2 separate regions of the Mus musculus genome follow, and region 2 is linked to region 1. The links are chromatin loops, found by intact Hi-C in ENCODE. Cell type or tissue: heart. All regions are shown on one strand.

Region 1 (8,000 bases):
AAACATTCAGAGGGATGAGACAATGTTAAGACCTGTAGTGATCCTGATCCTCATTTTTAATTTACACTAGATAAGGAGGAAAATGACATGTAAAGTATAATGTCCTTGATGGTTACTGTACATTGAATTGTGTCCATGGTGAGGACACACGTGTCTGTGGGACAGGAACAGTCTATCACTACACACAAGATAGCAGAAGTGAACCATGCAGGAACGAGGTGCTTTTTAGAGTTGAACTGGCTTATGCTTAGTTTAGAGTCCTTGGGAGCTGTAGATTGAAGGTCACGGTCTCAACTCCCAGAAGTTGTAATACAGACAGTTTAAGAAATTCATGACAGTCATATAATAAGATGATCTTAAAGGTGGAGCTATAAATTAGATCTTTCACACATGGTATATACACACTTTACTGATAAATTTCCCTATCCCCAGAACATTCAAATGTGCCAGAAAAAGCAACACAGGGAATTATAATAGCATGGTGGTAAAGCAACTGTAGTACTTCTTCATAACTGTACCTGATATTAGGCTATATACATAAATTATAAGTTGATATTCTTTCAACTGAAGTGTGTCTATTTGTTCCTGTCCTAGGTCTCACTTTGTATAAGAACTGAATTTGGACAATATAAGCAAACTGCAACATGCTGGACCTATTACAGACTCTCAGCAAGGTAAAGCTAATCATTAGAGAAGACCGAGTCTGATTTCCCCATCAAAAGATAGAGACATATTTGTTATCCAACACCAGAAATGATATTATGTATTATTTATTTAGGCAGTCTTCCTAAGAACACACAAAGAGTTTTTCATCTTTGTTTTTAATTCTAACTGTAATTAGAAGTAATGGCTCTGTTGTGACTCCCTGGAATTAGCAGTGACTACAAGTACTCATTACATGAAACACTAAAGAAAAGGCGACAGCCGTTGCTTCAAAAACGTGAGCCTGTGGGAAGCTCTTCTTACAAGGCCTGCATGCTTTAGTAGGAAGCTCAACAAGAAGTCCGTCAGAGAAAGTATAGCCTAAGTCCACTCTGATTTCTGACTCTCTGCCTGATGTTCTCATTGCTTGACATTAATACAAATGCCGAGGGCAGAGGAAGCGTCAATGCCATCCGCGGAAGCCAGCTCGCCTGGTCACAGAGTAAGAAGGGTGCCCGTGCGAGAAGAGGCCAAACGGCGATGCCGGTGCGAGACACACTTCTGCCTTTATATGAGTTTTCTCACACAAAGGAAGTGGGCTTCCTCTGGTCCTGCTCCGTCACCACCCTTCCACTTAGGATCTATTATAAAGCAGGGTTAATAAAGTCAACCTTTAAGCAGAAACACACAAACAAACAAACAAACAAACAAACAAAAGACTGATTTATATGAGAAACACTCTTCTGATGTTTTAGCCTCAGCCTTTGAATAGAGGCTGAGAGAAGGAGTACGAATATTGTATAAATGGATCACATTGTAATGATGTCTACCTCTTTTTACTTCAATTATCACAATATTTCAAAATGTAATCTTTATTTATTTTAATTGTCATGGGCTTAAAATTTGAAAAGATATTTCAAAAGAAATGAATGTGTCACAGAGTGGAATTAAAGTGTATTTAACAAGCTAGACGCTAATTATTAGAGAAAGTAACGTGAGGGACACAATTTATACCACAAACAGCAACTTGGAGTCTAGATATTGGCTTTTACATTTCTTTTGAGTATTCATCTGGTGAAAAATAGCAGATAGACTTACTGTGCGAAGGTTTGTTTACTAGGAAATTAATCCACTGACTTACTTGCTGATTTTGCACCATTTATTCTTGCTCTAGGATCTTTTTAAAAATTCGATGGAGAATGAAATGACAGACTTTGTCCTTTTATCCACCTTTTCTTTTTTTTTGTAATCACCAATATCTCCAAATGCAAATATAATACGTTCTATGGATGGATGGATGCCTTTCTTTTTTTTTTTTTTTAGAAGAGTTTTTGCAAAGACTGACATAAATTAAAATTGATTCAGAACACAACCAAATCCTTAATGTGTTCTGATGGAAAGAAGACAAAAAACCTGAGAAATTGTTAGTAGATTATAGTGCTTTAAAGTGTATATTTAAACAGTTCTTTTTTGGTACTCATCAATTAGCCATAAAAGCATGCTGTGGGCTCTATTCTATATAAAAAAGAAATTCATGAATCACCATAGCATGGAGTTAAAAGTATCAGCCTACCCTATCCTTAATACAACAATAACATCCAAAGTCGTCTTTGGGCTTCTCTCAAAGACAAGGTCAGCAAAGACAAGTGTAAGTATGTAGATGACTATGATTATGGAATGATTAAATTTGGTCTTTCTTAAAATAGATTTTGTAAACTGAGAACTACCAGCGTTGTCTGCTTAGAAAAAAATCAACTCACAGTATTCACCCATTGGACAGCAGAGAGAACAGTGCTGGGTTCCATGTGCTCATATACGGTTTTCTTTTTTTATTGAAGAAACATATTCATGCAATATATTTTGATCATATTTTCCCCTCTTCCAATTCCTCTCTCCCCAGTAATATTTCACTTCCTTATTGATTCTCTAAGAAGAAGTAATAGTAACCTGTGGGAAGCTAATCTATATAAAAGTTTAAATGCCTAAGGAGTCATTGAGTCATCAAATATGTAAGTTTGATAATCAGATGTCAATAATGATGACAATGGATAGTTTTTCTTTTCAGACAGGATCTCTTTAACTGGCCCAGAATTTGCAATCCTCCTGCCTCAGCCTCTTGAGCACTGGGAATACAAGCCATGAGCCACCATATTCTCATTCTCATGAACTTTTGTACGCATGCACCTTTCCAAAGGAGGGTTCGTATCCGCACTTCCATCTTTCTGGGCTGTTTTATGGTTACATTTTTATTGTAAGTGAGGAGACAGTTTAGGCTAAAGAAAATATTTTTTATCAATCTTCCAAGACCATGTTAAACCAGTCTCACAGCTCTGTACTTATTCTTGTGCCTTCTCCCAAGTTGGGAAGACTACTGAAATAAAGGCACTCTAAAATTTAAAATCATTTCAATTTATATATTATATATATATATTTATTTATAAATGTATATAATTTATAAATCATACACACACACACACGCACACACACGCACACACACACACACATACATACACATGTGTGTGTGTGATCCACCACCAGAAATGCCTGCAGATGGATGTGTATAGGAGGGAAGGAGCGCACTAGTCCATAAGCTAGGAATCTGTAATGCTGCTGTGAATCCAATGCAGTCCTCAGGAGAGGGCCAGGAGGAGACATGGTAAGGGCTGCTGCTGAGTCACAGCTGGGTTCTTAGAAATGTTGATTCTGAAGCTGGTGATTGCAGGAAGGTCTTTGAGATCTCAATACTTGGGCTTTATTGTCTGTCATTCCTGTCCCCAGCTCCAACTAAATTTCTTGTTTAGGTCATCTAAGAAGATAGGGTCCATTTGTTTTTTTCCTAAGACAGACACTTGTAGAGAAAACAACGGACGAATGAGTTAAGAAACCATTCACATTTCACATTTCAACCTGGGAGATATTAGCAATCTGGTTGGGTTGCTCTCCTTTGAATTTGTAGTCTGTCTTCTCTTTCTGTATTCTCCATTTCATGTATCTTTCCTCGTCTGTTTTTCCCACCAGAAACCTCACAGGAAGAGGAAGAGTCAGGCCAACAAGAGAGTGAATTATACTGGTGAAAATAAATAGCCTTTCACAATCCAAGGCAATGCTATGGTAACCTAGTCCTGCCCAGAGCCAGGGCTCAGATTCTAGTGTGAGCCTCCAGTAGGCACAGGTGGCAAGTGTCACTTTAACCCCTTTCTAACCATGCCGTTTTCCTAAGTCTTACAAAGTACCAAATTCCAGATTCAAATCTCATGCCGTTAAATTAACAACATCACAGTGCTTTGTATGGTGTGAATGTCTCCCATAACTTTACACGGGAAACGCTCTTCGGATTTCATTTACCAGTTTAAAAATAGCAAACTCTAATTTGAAACAGTCTCTTCCCCCGACAGAGGCACACTATTGTGAACTCTTGCTAATACTCCTTCTCAGTGCAAGGTAAATATTTTTCTACAAACACAAACAAAATTCAGTTTCATCACAGGTTTTAGGAAGTCATATTTGTCAAAAGATGATGTTTGTTTTGAAACAAATCAAAGAGAAAATATTCTTTAGAGCTAAAATGACAAGCCACAATCTGCTTCACATAACAATGGCTATTTAGTTTTAAGACAAAAATCAAAATTTCCAATGTTTATTTTGACTTGAAAATTGCCCAATAGATTATTATATCCCTGTCCAATGAAATTTCTTTTTCTTTGGTGGGTGGGACTGAGCATGGCACGTGGTACATTTTAAAATTTTTTAACATTTTAAAATGGTGTGACAATCTTAAGTAATATTTTAATTAATTCTTTGATAATCTCATCCCCCTCCTCCAACCTCCAACATCTCCCTGACCCTCCCACATCTTCTACCCGAGCTACATGCTCTCTCTCTCTCTCTCTCTCTCTCTCTCTCTCTCTCTCTCCCCCACTCTCTCTCCTTATAGAGTACAATAGTGTGACAAATTTAAAAACATGGATGTCTTCAAACTTTGTCACTTAGTAACTCAAGAAATAAAGTATAAGATAACTGTAGAAAAGATATCTACAAACCACTTTAAGTCCATACAAAGTCCAAAGTAGTATTATTATGCTCGCTAAACAAGGAGGGCTTCTTCAGTACACAGCAGAAACACTCAGAATACACCAGGCACACCAGTTCAGTTTTGACAGACGCCAGGTCAGATTTAAACTCACCGCTGGATGTAAGGGTCGGGGCAGTACTGTAGGGTGGCACACCGTGAAGTTTCAAAATTCATTTCCTTCAACTCTCTTTGATACCAACAGATGGGAAGCAATTCTATAAAATATACATATACACCTGAGAATATCTAGGTATGTAGCCAGGAGGCTGAAAGCAATAGGGTCAAATGCCATCAGACATAGAAGTTTAGACACTTCCCCCCTTTACTCAGATTTGCAAAGAGGCGGGGCGTTTCTTCCTTTCAGCCAATGAGAGTCTTCAAGTAACCAGAGCATCATAAACCGTCAATTCTTACCAGCTGGGCACCCCCTGTAAAGCTGTTCTTCCTCTCTGCCACAGTTTTAGAGCCCTTGACGTAGAGTGGCCACACTTGTTGGCAATTTGTAGGCATCTCTGAACTTCTGATCTTGCTTGGGATTGGGTGCTGGTATGAATGGCATCAGAGTTTAATCACAGAAGCCAGGACTTGTCACTGAGCTAATAAATGTCCCCCTTGCTCCAACTGAATAACATCTCCTTGTATCTGTATTCTGACTTGATTTGAGAGCTCCTGTCAGTTCTGCTGTGGCTACAATGTTTTGCAGAGACGCTTAGGAGACTTTTTTTTTTCTCGGCTTCTCCCTGCCCCACCCCCACCCCCTTCTGCCTCCCTTTCAGCCAACCGCCTGTTGTGGTCACAATCTCAAATAGCAAAGACAGGGAAATTCCTTGATTATATTTAACCTAGAACTCACTCTTCATTTCAACGAGAGAGAGAGAGAGAGAGAGAGAGAGAGAGAGAGAGAGAGAGAGAGAGAGAGAGAGAGAGAGAGAGAGAGAGAGAGAGAGAGAGAGATCATGTATATGTATTTAGAAATAGTTTCTGTCCCAAATAAAAGAAAATAGCCTGCAGTGATTTTTTTTAACCATACAGATATAAGTAATAGGATTTTTATGTGATATAAAAATAGGAGTTAATATTCTTTTACAATGTTTCCTAATTGTTTTATTGTTTTCATATTTATTTAGAATTATTTTAGATGGCCTGTCAATGGGGAAAAATAAAGTTTATTTCAAACTCTTATCATTCTGTCTCATTCTATTATGCCTCACTTTTAACTTTTTTTAGTCTCCTTCTACCTACTTTACTATAAAATCTGACATTCTTTATATTGTAAAGAATTATATATTATCAGGCAAAGTCTCCATGATAATGAATTTGTTTCCTTTCTGAATGTAGGCTGTAAACCAATCCTGGTTCTGTGGATTTAGAAATTGAATGAAATATGATTCAGAAGCTAAATTAGAATAGAGTCCAAGAGGGAACTAGAGCTGTGTGCCCAAGTGTCACTGACATGTTACGTACATATCTCCATTCATGCCACAGCCATAGACACCTGCAAACTAGTGACATCAGAAAATGTCAAAGTTGTGAGACAAGCTGAAGAGAAATCTGACATTTTCCTGTAAGAAATTCTGCTTCAAAATGTGTTCATAAAGATGTTTTATTTGTTGTTCCAGCCAGGGAGAAGCTATTTAAAACTTGACATTCTCTTTCTTAACTCAGACTGAGCGTGTCTAACATCTGTGAATTGTGAAACTCACACACATGCCGGCCTGCGCTCCAGCCAAATCTGACAGCTTGCTCTAAAAAAAAATGTTAAACTTGAGCAAAGATCGTTTCACTAATTAATTATAGATTTGCTCATTGGAATCAAGTGTTTGGCTTTCTTCCTCTGAGCAAATACAGATGACCTGATTATAAAGTTCTTAAATTGAGAATAATCAATTTCCTATGGCCATGGACTTGGGGGAGTTTCATCACACAGGGCCTGTCTACTCTTAGTTGTGAGATGAATCTCTGAAGGCATAGAAAGAATGATCTCCTAGCCAAAGGCAGCTTAAGCTGTCCCCCAGAACACAAGAATGGGAGGGGGTAATAGAGTTAATGCCAAAGCACATGTTTAGTGTGGAAAAGGCCCTGCCCTGCGTTCAGTCCTCAATCGTGAAAAATTAAGAAAGACTAGGACTAGGATTTCTAGTGGAGACTGTCTTAAATTTTAATAAACCCGCGAGTCACTTGAAATTCTTGTCCATGCAAAATCTGGTTGGTTATTTCCAGGGTGGGGTTTGAGATTCCATTTCTAACCCTGGGATGACTCTGCCAGGATGGCTGGCCCAAGTACCAGATCTGAAGTGGTAAGTTCTGAGCTCACCTTTCGCCTTGTATTTATAATTAAGTGCTTGCTGAAAAGAAGAAAGAACTTGTCAAAGTAATTTATATCATGGTTCAACGTCATGGACTTCCACATAACCAGTCTTCAAGTACTCTTCATACATATTTTCACTTACAAGTTTTAGAATTTAATTTAAAAGGTTTAAGTTTAAAATAATTTAGAGCATATGCCATTATATCAGCAGTTGTTATAGAAAATTATATATATATATATACACATATATATAGTACAGAAGGCAGATTATTAGGTGGCAATAGATTAATTATGAATGATATTGGTTCCCACTACTTAGTTAATAAACAGAGTTAACTTGACTTAAAGGAGAAAAGCAAGCTCCTCAGGATGACAAACACATTAGAGCACATGAGCATCCATGACCTGGGAAAATGAATGGCGACGACTATACCTTTCCAACCTACACATCTAAAGGATGCTTGTGAACACACTTGCATTGTAGGAAGCAGGAAGTAGGACAACAGAGAAACAATAATGTTTAGTATGTAGAGCTCTTGGCATAATGTCCCAGGAAGAAATATGCCTTCCTTCTCCACTTCGAGCAGTCAACATGCTTAGCCTAACTCAAGTATTCAGCACAGAAATTCTCCCTGAAATCTGCAACATGCATCACACAACTGCTATCATTTATGCACTTTCTGGTCTAGGCTGCAAACTTTTATCATTATTTTCCTGCTTTGGATAGGAAAATAATTCTACCATTCAAGGAGAGAACAGGAAGTGTAGGGTGATGTAAAACAGATGTTACTATGAACAGTTCATGACCTGTGTGTTCCTCCAGCCATTACAGTTTGTGACTTTGGTCACTATTTATCAGAGAAGCTGAGTTCAGGGCAACTGGACCATAGGCCCCATCTTGTCTGGCTCAATATGGCTTATACCACTCCCGACTATTCAAACCAAAATGGAACCTTCTAGAATATAAGGTAGTAAATG
Region 2 (8,000 bases), 260 kb before region 1:
TTGCCTAGAATCTCCAGTCTAATTGATGGGATGTTTCTAGGCTGTTCTTTTCAATTACAAGGGTGATCAATCTTTTGGCTTCTTACAGCCATATCGAACAAAGACCAATTGTCCTGGGCCACCCATAGACTTTGGAACATTCTCATCCTTTCTCCACTACCACTATTTCCACACTACAGAGGTGTTAAAAGCAGTGCAGTCCAGGGGGAGCATGGACAGCTGGTCACTCTACCTCATGTATCTGCTTCACCCTGGGATATGCTTTCTCCTCTAGGAGGTCTTCTATGATTGCCTACCATCCTATGCTAAATCCAAACTCTCTCCTGAACAGACTGCCCTACCCTTCTGTCTATGACCTTCCTTATACCCATAATTCCCCAGCGTGACCACTCCTGCTCTTCACACACACTACCTTTCTGTCACCATGATTCTCAGCACCTTGCTAGGAGCAATCAACATGTCTTCTCTGAAAGTAACCCATTAGCATTTCTTTTTGCTTCTTTTCTTGTCTCTGTTCGGTAGGTTCCAAGCACAGAAATGGACAATACTTAAAAAACACAAGTCAAACCCTGTTAATCTACAACATCCTTTAATATTTTTCCTATTCACCAGCCGAGTTGTTATAATTTCTTATGACATTGGAGCCAGAAACTTTTCTATTTTGTTTCCAATACTCTCTATGCTATAGTCAGTGGTGCTGGCCTCCTTACTGTTCCTCGTAGTGACTGTCACACTCCTGCCTTTACATTTTTGTTACTTACACCTGGAGCATGCTCATATGTTTCCATGTATCCCATCTTTGGCAAGTGGGAGATCATAGTCTACCTTCTTGGGTCAACTGGCTATAGTATCTCTTTCTATTTAAACTTCTGCAGTCATCAATATCATTGTCTTTCTCTTCTTAACGTTTTCATGCTTTTGTACCAAGCGCTCTGCTCAGAATTGACTTGACTTACTTTATTTACCGACTGCATTCCTTTGCGAAGGATGGAAATATAATCACTACTCTATTTCCAGAGCCTGAAGAGGCACATATCATAGAGGAAAATCAGAAGTGCTCACTGAATGAATACATGAACTCATGCACGTGCTACTAAAACAAGAAATGAGCAAGCTGTGTGAAGGGCAATGGACTGAGAGGTACTCATTCTAACTCAGTGATTCAGGACTTGAGAGACATTGGAAAAAGCATACCAGACTCAATAAGATGCTACAAGTAGATTTCTTCTCAGAGTTCATGAGGCAATGTCAAGTAAGAGACCAGAATCTGATTTTCTGCCTAAACTTAAATGGAGTCCAAAAACCAGAGATCTTAATGCAGGGAAGTAAGGCATTGCATAAACTACAGCTAAGGAAAGCAATGTGCACAGAGGCATGAGAACGCCACATGTGGAGAAATGCAAATGAGGCAGGTGACTATGCCAAGCTGGCACAGGCATTTCATAACAGGGCAGGAATCGAGTCACATCCCAGGACTAAATTGCCCCAAGATTCCGAAAAATGGTATAGAGGGAGGCACCCACTTCTGATGTCAAAGACCTGCACCCTTTATGACCAAGGAAGTGCCTGGGAGATTTCTTCCTTACTACTAGACCACTGGTCCTAAGAGTAGGTGGATCCCCAAATTAGTCATGAAGACGAGGGAGCTTCAGAGAAGACAGAGGAAGGGTTCTAGTCCGTCTCATTGAAAATAATAGCATCGCTTCTGAAAAGAGAAGTGCTCTCTCCTCCCTCCATTATGTCTATGATATTCTGTCCACAGCTATGCTATCTCCAGGGGGAGAAATTCTCTTCCAACATCTTAGAAATAGAGAAAGGGTACAAAGAGATGAATCAGTAAATTTAAAGGAGATACTTTAAGTGCTAGGGTTGCCACACCCCAAGCTCAAAGACCCAGACCGGTTATTCCACTTCCTCTGTCTAATTCCCTGTAGAAACAAAGGAGCCCAGTAAGGTCAGCACCTTCCTCTTCAGTAACAAACCTACAATGTGGCTGTGTTATCAGATGGATCTCCTCCTTGCTGTGTGCTTGAATAGAACTTTGCTGTTGTCATCTTGTTTGGTAACACAGCAGAGGGCCACTGTTGCAAGTGTAATAGTTACTGTTGAATGTTGAAATATCCTATGGGAAGTTCCTCCCATGTGCATGCATTTCTGTGTGTGTGTGTGTGTGTGTGTGTGTGTGTGTGTGTTTACTATTTTCCTCATTCTTCACAGAACTGTACTGGGGACTTGGTTTTTTATCATAGGGAAGGAGAAACTAAGCTCCTGTATCCCATCTTTGCCTGAGACCTTTCTGTGGTTCTGTAGCACATCTCCTGTAGAGTATGCTACTATACCCTGGTTTGATGTGCAATGGATGTAGGATCTTGAACAGGTCATCCTATATCGAGTCAGAATTTACATGATCACAGATGGTTAAAGGTAGATAACACCTTTAGGAGTGTTCAAGCCCACTAAGTCCACATGTTTAATGTCCTAGGTCTTCCAAAGGGATCCTAGTTGCAATATCTAAAACCCAATGCATTCTAACCTCGCAAGACAAGTAAAAGCATAGTACAGACCCTCCATGCTTGGCCTCCCCCATTCAGTCTGGAATGTGAAGACGCCACATGAGTTCTAGAAAAGAAACAGAGGTGGTCAAAGCAGGAAAGGGCGGGGCAGCACAGGTGTGGAAGCAAGAGAAGCAGCTGTTTGCGGAATAGGCTGAAATGACTTAACGGGTGGATTAACCCGGGTGCAGGACTGTGGGATATCAGCACCGACCCTTGAAGCCTTTCTTTAGCAGCATACAAAAGGTGCTATGCATATTGTTATCTCCAGAACTCAGGCAAGGTCTCTGGGCTGTGGAGAGGGGCTGGTGCTGCTTTCCTCTGCAGTTGGGGGTAGGGGTGGGGGGAGGACAGGAAGAGGCAGGGATGAGCAGACTTGCTGTCAGCCAAGTGTCCCAGCAAAGAATTCCACCCAAGTCCACACAGGTACTGACACCCGAGGGCCGTTGCTGTGCAGATAAGCTGTCTCGGGTAATTGGGTTGACATCATTGAGCCACCTTAGAGGATTTGAATCCCTTCCATGACTCCTGTCACCTGTCATCTGATAGGGAAACCCCCAGGTTTGCAGGTGAGTGATTGATTATGCAAAGCAAATGAAAAAAAAAAAACCTTAAAAGTTCATGCTTTTCAACAGGGAAGCTTTCCCTTAAGTTCTGACCCTGATTTTCACGCAGAAGCTGAGGACTGAGGCCCAGTTACAGGAACCCGAAGAATTGAAACACATGGGAACACATGGGAGAAGACACTTAGCAAACCACCTTGTGTAACCACGAAGATGACTCTCTGAGCCCTTAAGCAGATGGATAGATGATACATTCTTAAGTAGTCTCCCAGACTCCCTTGCTCTAGCATCTATCAGCCTGCTGTGACTGCTTCCCCAGCTTCTCTGTGGGTCTCTCTGCTACTTCCCTTCACCCAACTCTCATTTGGGATAACCTCTTACCAGGATGTCTTCTCTGTTTCCCTTATCCAGCACTGAGGTGCCTTCTGTTGCTACTGAACTTCACACAGTAGCATTCGTAATATGGAAGTACTTACTACTCAGTCTACCTCCCTTCTTAAGCTGGGAGCTGCCTTAGGTGGGGGGCACTGTTATGCTATGCTTTTTTAAATTATATTTATTTTATTTTATTTTTTGATTTTTTTTTTTTTTTGGAGACAGGGTTTCTCTGTGTAGCTCTGGCTGTCCTGTAACTCACTCTGTAGACCAGGCTGGCTTCCAACTCAGGAATCCACCTGCCTCTGCCTCCCAAGTGCTGGGATAAAAAGTGTGCGCCACCACGCCTGGCCCTGTGCTATGCTTTTTACAGCAGGGCTGGTGACAGGACCCAGTTCAACAAGGACATTTAAGACATATTAACTAATGAATGTAGAGAAAATAGTTACACCAATAATCTTACCGTTACCGCTACCATCACATGATTAAAAAGATGAATTTTTACTCTTAGAGGAAATAATATTTGAATTCCTATTTGAAAGATAAGGAAAGCAGGCTTGGGGAGAAAGGGAAGCCATTGGTACATACATAGGACCTACATGGCCCATACATTCTGCTTGATACTTTTGAGTCTATTATCATCATTATTCCCTTTACTGAAATTTGAAAGTGACTTTCATCAACTTTTACAGGGGGATTGTTCTGCAAAAGTTGTATGTCTCAACATATAGCTCTTTGCCATTGACAAATGCATTGTCCTCTGGCCAGCAGGCCAATCACAACATGGAACAGTTCTATCCCAGGGCTGCCCTTTGGAGATAGTCTCTCCCTACTTGATGACAATCACTGGATGGTTCTTCAGCCCTACAGTGTGCTCACTCGCACCTTCAGCAAACAGCATATCAGAGCTCCAAGAGTTTAAGCAACTGGGTCCTGGTAGGCAGCTAATGAGTGACTGGATCTCATCTTTGAACCCAGCACCGTGGATTCCTTGTGAAGGTGGAAAGTGTGAGCTCGGAGCCAAGGAAAACAGCTGTCACGTTTCCCCAGCCTGCCTTTCAGAGAGGGCTCTGTCTCTTCAGGGCTCTGTTAGAGGCAAGCAAACAACCTCATTACCAAAGGCAATATCTGATCGTGTTCCACCTCTGATCACCGGTAGGTGCTGAGGGAAGACTCTGTCCCTGCCCAGTGGAACAATCTGAAAGCCATTACTATCTGCAGGCTGCTCGGCAGACTATGGCGTAAGAGATTGGTTCTCTTCCAGTTCCTTTACTTATCTGGAAGACAAGAGGGTACTGAAAGGAGGTCACTGGTAAACACTTTAGTCTCTCAGTTCAGCAGCTTCCCCACTAAAGCCTGGGGGCCCTTTGCCAGACGGGTGAGTCTGCAGGTGAGCCTTGCTTGCACAAGGTGGGTGCTTCTGCTAATTGGGTTGATGTAATTAACTGTCGTGGTTTTTTTTTTTTTTTTTTTCACCCGGGAAGCCAGCCATGGTCTCAGCATGAGCAGTTTTGCTGGGCCAGCCTGCAGCAGCAGTGAGCACAAACATTTTTGGAGCTCCAAATGCAAACAGCAACTTCAAAGTAAAGAGCAGGCTGCCGCTGGGACAGAGCCATTTCCCTGGGGGCTGGAGGGTGAGCAATGTTGGCTTCCCAGACCAGGAAGGAGAGAGAAATCATTTTATCTCCATTCTGCTTTTAATCAGGTGTCAGGATATTGGTGCCATTTCTGTCTAATGATAATCTCTTTTTCTAAACAAAATGACTTGTTAGAGGCTGAGGAAAGATAAGTGACTTCTGATGTGCCCTGACAGATTCAGAAAACAGGTACAGTCCTCCTAATTCCACCCCTGGTCTTGTGACACCAGCTTCTCCCAGCATCACTTAGACCAGTGGTTCTCAACTTGTACGTTGCCTCCCCTTCGGGGGTTGAATGTTTCTTTCACAGGGGTCACCTAAGATCATCAGAAAACAGTTATTTACCTCATGATTCATAACAGTATCAAAATTACAGTTATGGAGTAGCAACAAAAATAATTTTATGGTTAGAGGAGTCACCACAACATGAGGAACTGTATTAAAGTGTTATAGCATTAGGAAGGTTGAGAACGTCTCTCTTAGAGGATGCATTAAAAATAAATCATGAGGGCAGCACTTGTGTTTAGAATACTAGCCTTAGCTGCAAAAGGCCATCCAGTGATGTCTGCCAGCACATCCGGGTCTACCTAGAACATTGGGGTCTACCTGCGAGGGCCTCTCAGCTCAGTGGTTTAGATTCCATGATTCAGTTGCAGTCTCTGTAATGCACCCAACCCAAGACTCTAAAACAAAACAAAAGAGTGAGCAGAGAAAGAAATTTCACAAGCTCTACTCTAGCAGGGTTAATGACTACCTGAGTGATTTTAGAAGAGTTGTTTGCCTTCTTGTGAATTCAATCTTACCTGTGTATAATGGAAGAAATGGAACCTCTTTTACAGGTTTATGGAGAAAATAAGGAGGTAGAGCGGCACAGAGGATGTGCTGAGAGCAGGAATTATAATCATTTCCATTTCAACTGCCATCATTTCCCAGCAGGCTTTAAATAATATAGTAAGGGTATTTTTACCAGTCACCTGCATGGGCCATTCTCTACCTCTGATAATCCACAGTTCGCCATAATTTAATCTAACACAGAGAACACTAGTGCCAAATTCTTATTTCCAAATGTGTTCCAAGGACTCTTCTCTAGCTTCCTGAGCAGAGTTGCATGTCAACAAAAAGGCAGAAGCCACCCATTTTTCCATGGGCTCCTTTATCGATTCCTCTGGTCCAAATGAAACAATGTTTTCTCCTAGATAAAGGGTGACCTAAAGTAAAAAAAATCCCAGGCCAGCAATACAAATGCAAAGCCTAGAAATCCTTTTCTTTCCCTACACACTAGCTTCCCCAATCTGAAGATGGATGTAGTTTCAAGTGACGGTATCTGTTCCTGGAAACGGGGGCATTTTTAAATCTTAATCAATATTTATCTATTCTAGGAAGATTTTTCCTGTCCTGGTGTCTGGTGATCATAGAAAAAGAATTGGTCCATGGGCAATTCCTATTTCATCATAAGATGTGATATAATTTGAATGTTGAAATTGCCTCTACACCACACTTGACTACTAGCATAGATAAAGTGGCGGCTCTAATTCGTTTCCATGTTCCTGGATTGGAGTGACTGCAGATTCCACAAAACCGTTCTTAGAGCTATCTTATTTTCTTCCCTTCTTAGACCTTAGTAATCTTAGGAGCATAATAATAAACTTGAGCATGGATCGGGTTAAAGAACTAGCTTAGAAAGCAGCCTTTCATTTACCAGGGTCTTACCCACATACTTGGAACTGAGTTTAGATGTCTCTGCTCGCTGACAACACACAAACTTTTCTTTATCACAACACTTAGACTAATACAAAGATCAATGTTCATCTAAAGGGACTGAGCTTATATTAACATTGGATCTGAATCATCTTTGTCTCTCTGAAGGCAGAAATGTAAGACTGGGAGAAACTTGAAGACCAGGAAATTGGAAATGAATGACTAGACGCTCAGTATGCAATCTGTGAAGATCATAAGATAAGAACTTTTGAATCCCTCCATTCCTGAATGACTCCTCCACTCATTTCAGCACATTAGTTATTCCTATGTAAAATAAAAATCATAGCCTCTCTTTAAGGATCTGAGTGACATGTTAAAAAAAAGAAAAATGCCCAGTAGTAAACAAGGATTATTGCTAAATGTTACGAGTTATGGATAAACTTATCATTCAGTGTTTTTCTTTCACAATTTTATCTTTTAACATTGAAATATTTATTGACTCTATACTAAAGCTATATGTGTTAAAAATGCATCAGTCTATATGGAGTAGCATATGAACCATTAGATACCTGAAGACCACCATGTCCACTTGTCCTTTTTGTTCATTTACTATTTAATCTCTTGACCATTCTCTTGACCAATCTCTTGACCATTCACTCTCTGGTTTTGCCTCAGCCTTTACTGGAAGACAGCTTCCTCTCAGAGATGTGAGGGAGAAAGGGTATTCAGGAGTCCTCTCGTCCTCTTTTGGCCATTTGAAGAACATGTTCTCTAACACTGAGTATAGCTACCATGCAGGTGTAATCATGATGTATATGATTTCATGCTCTCAAAGTCCAGGCCTGGCTGAGTGAGGCAAGCTGGTGGGTGAGAGACCAGGGGTGGAGAGTAGAGTTCTGAGTCATTAAATTCTCACCAGATGTCAACTGGAAGACGTCTTCCCACCCAGCAGCCTAAGGCAAAAGTCTCTTGGCCACTGTTACCCCATCTATGGACTTTACTTCTGACCAATCGTCCCCTCTGGCACCTTATAAGGGAAAGCTAATTAGAAAACTCACCTTGCAAGAATGCTACAGAAAGACCTTTCACACGGAGTGGAACCGCAGGATCCAGAGGCACTGTGACTCAGGGGTGGAGCTGTCTTCCAACACCCAGGCTGCATTGCTCTCCAACTC

The links. A loop is a pair of places that touch in the nucleus more often than their neighbours do. Peaks named below come from ENCODE experiments on the same cell type or tissue, not always from the same donor. Only the 100,000 strongest peaks of a DNase experiment are listed, where the experiment ranks them.
Region 2: it touches region 1 in a loop (2.3-fold over the local background); 3 of 42 quality-filtered maps call a loop at or near these places.

Annotation. Positions count from the first base shown.
Region 1 is chr16:25,681,178-25,689,177 of GRCm38, reverse strand. It overlaps Trp63 (transformation related protein 63), which reads right to left and starts at 5,413. Exons shown (of 14, transcript NM_001127259.1): 1 at 4,827-5,413. The coding sequence starts at 4,888. In heart, no CTCF peak of the experiment used is centred here; no DNase peak of the experiment used is centred here; H3K4me3 peaks cover 638 bases.
Region 2 is chr16:25,942,299-25,950,298 of GRCm38, reverse strand. No RefSeq gene overlaps it. Among named protein-coding and RNA genes, the nearest start is that of P3h2, 160 kb to the left of the region's middle. In heart, a CTCF peak has its summit at 4,648; a DNase peak (open chromatin) is centred at 4,638; H3K27me3 peaks cover 902 bases.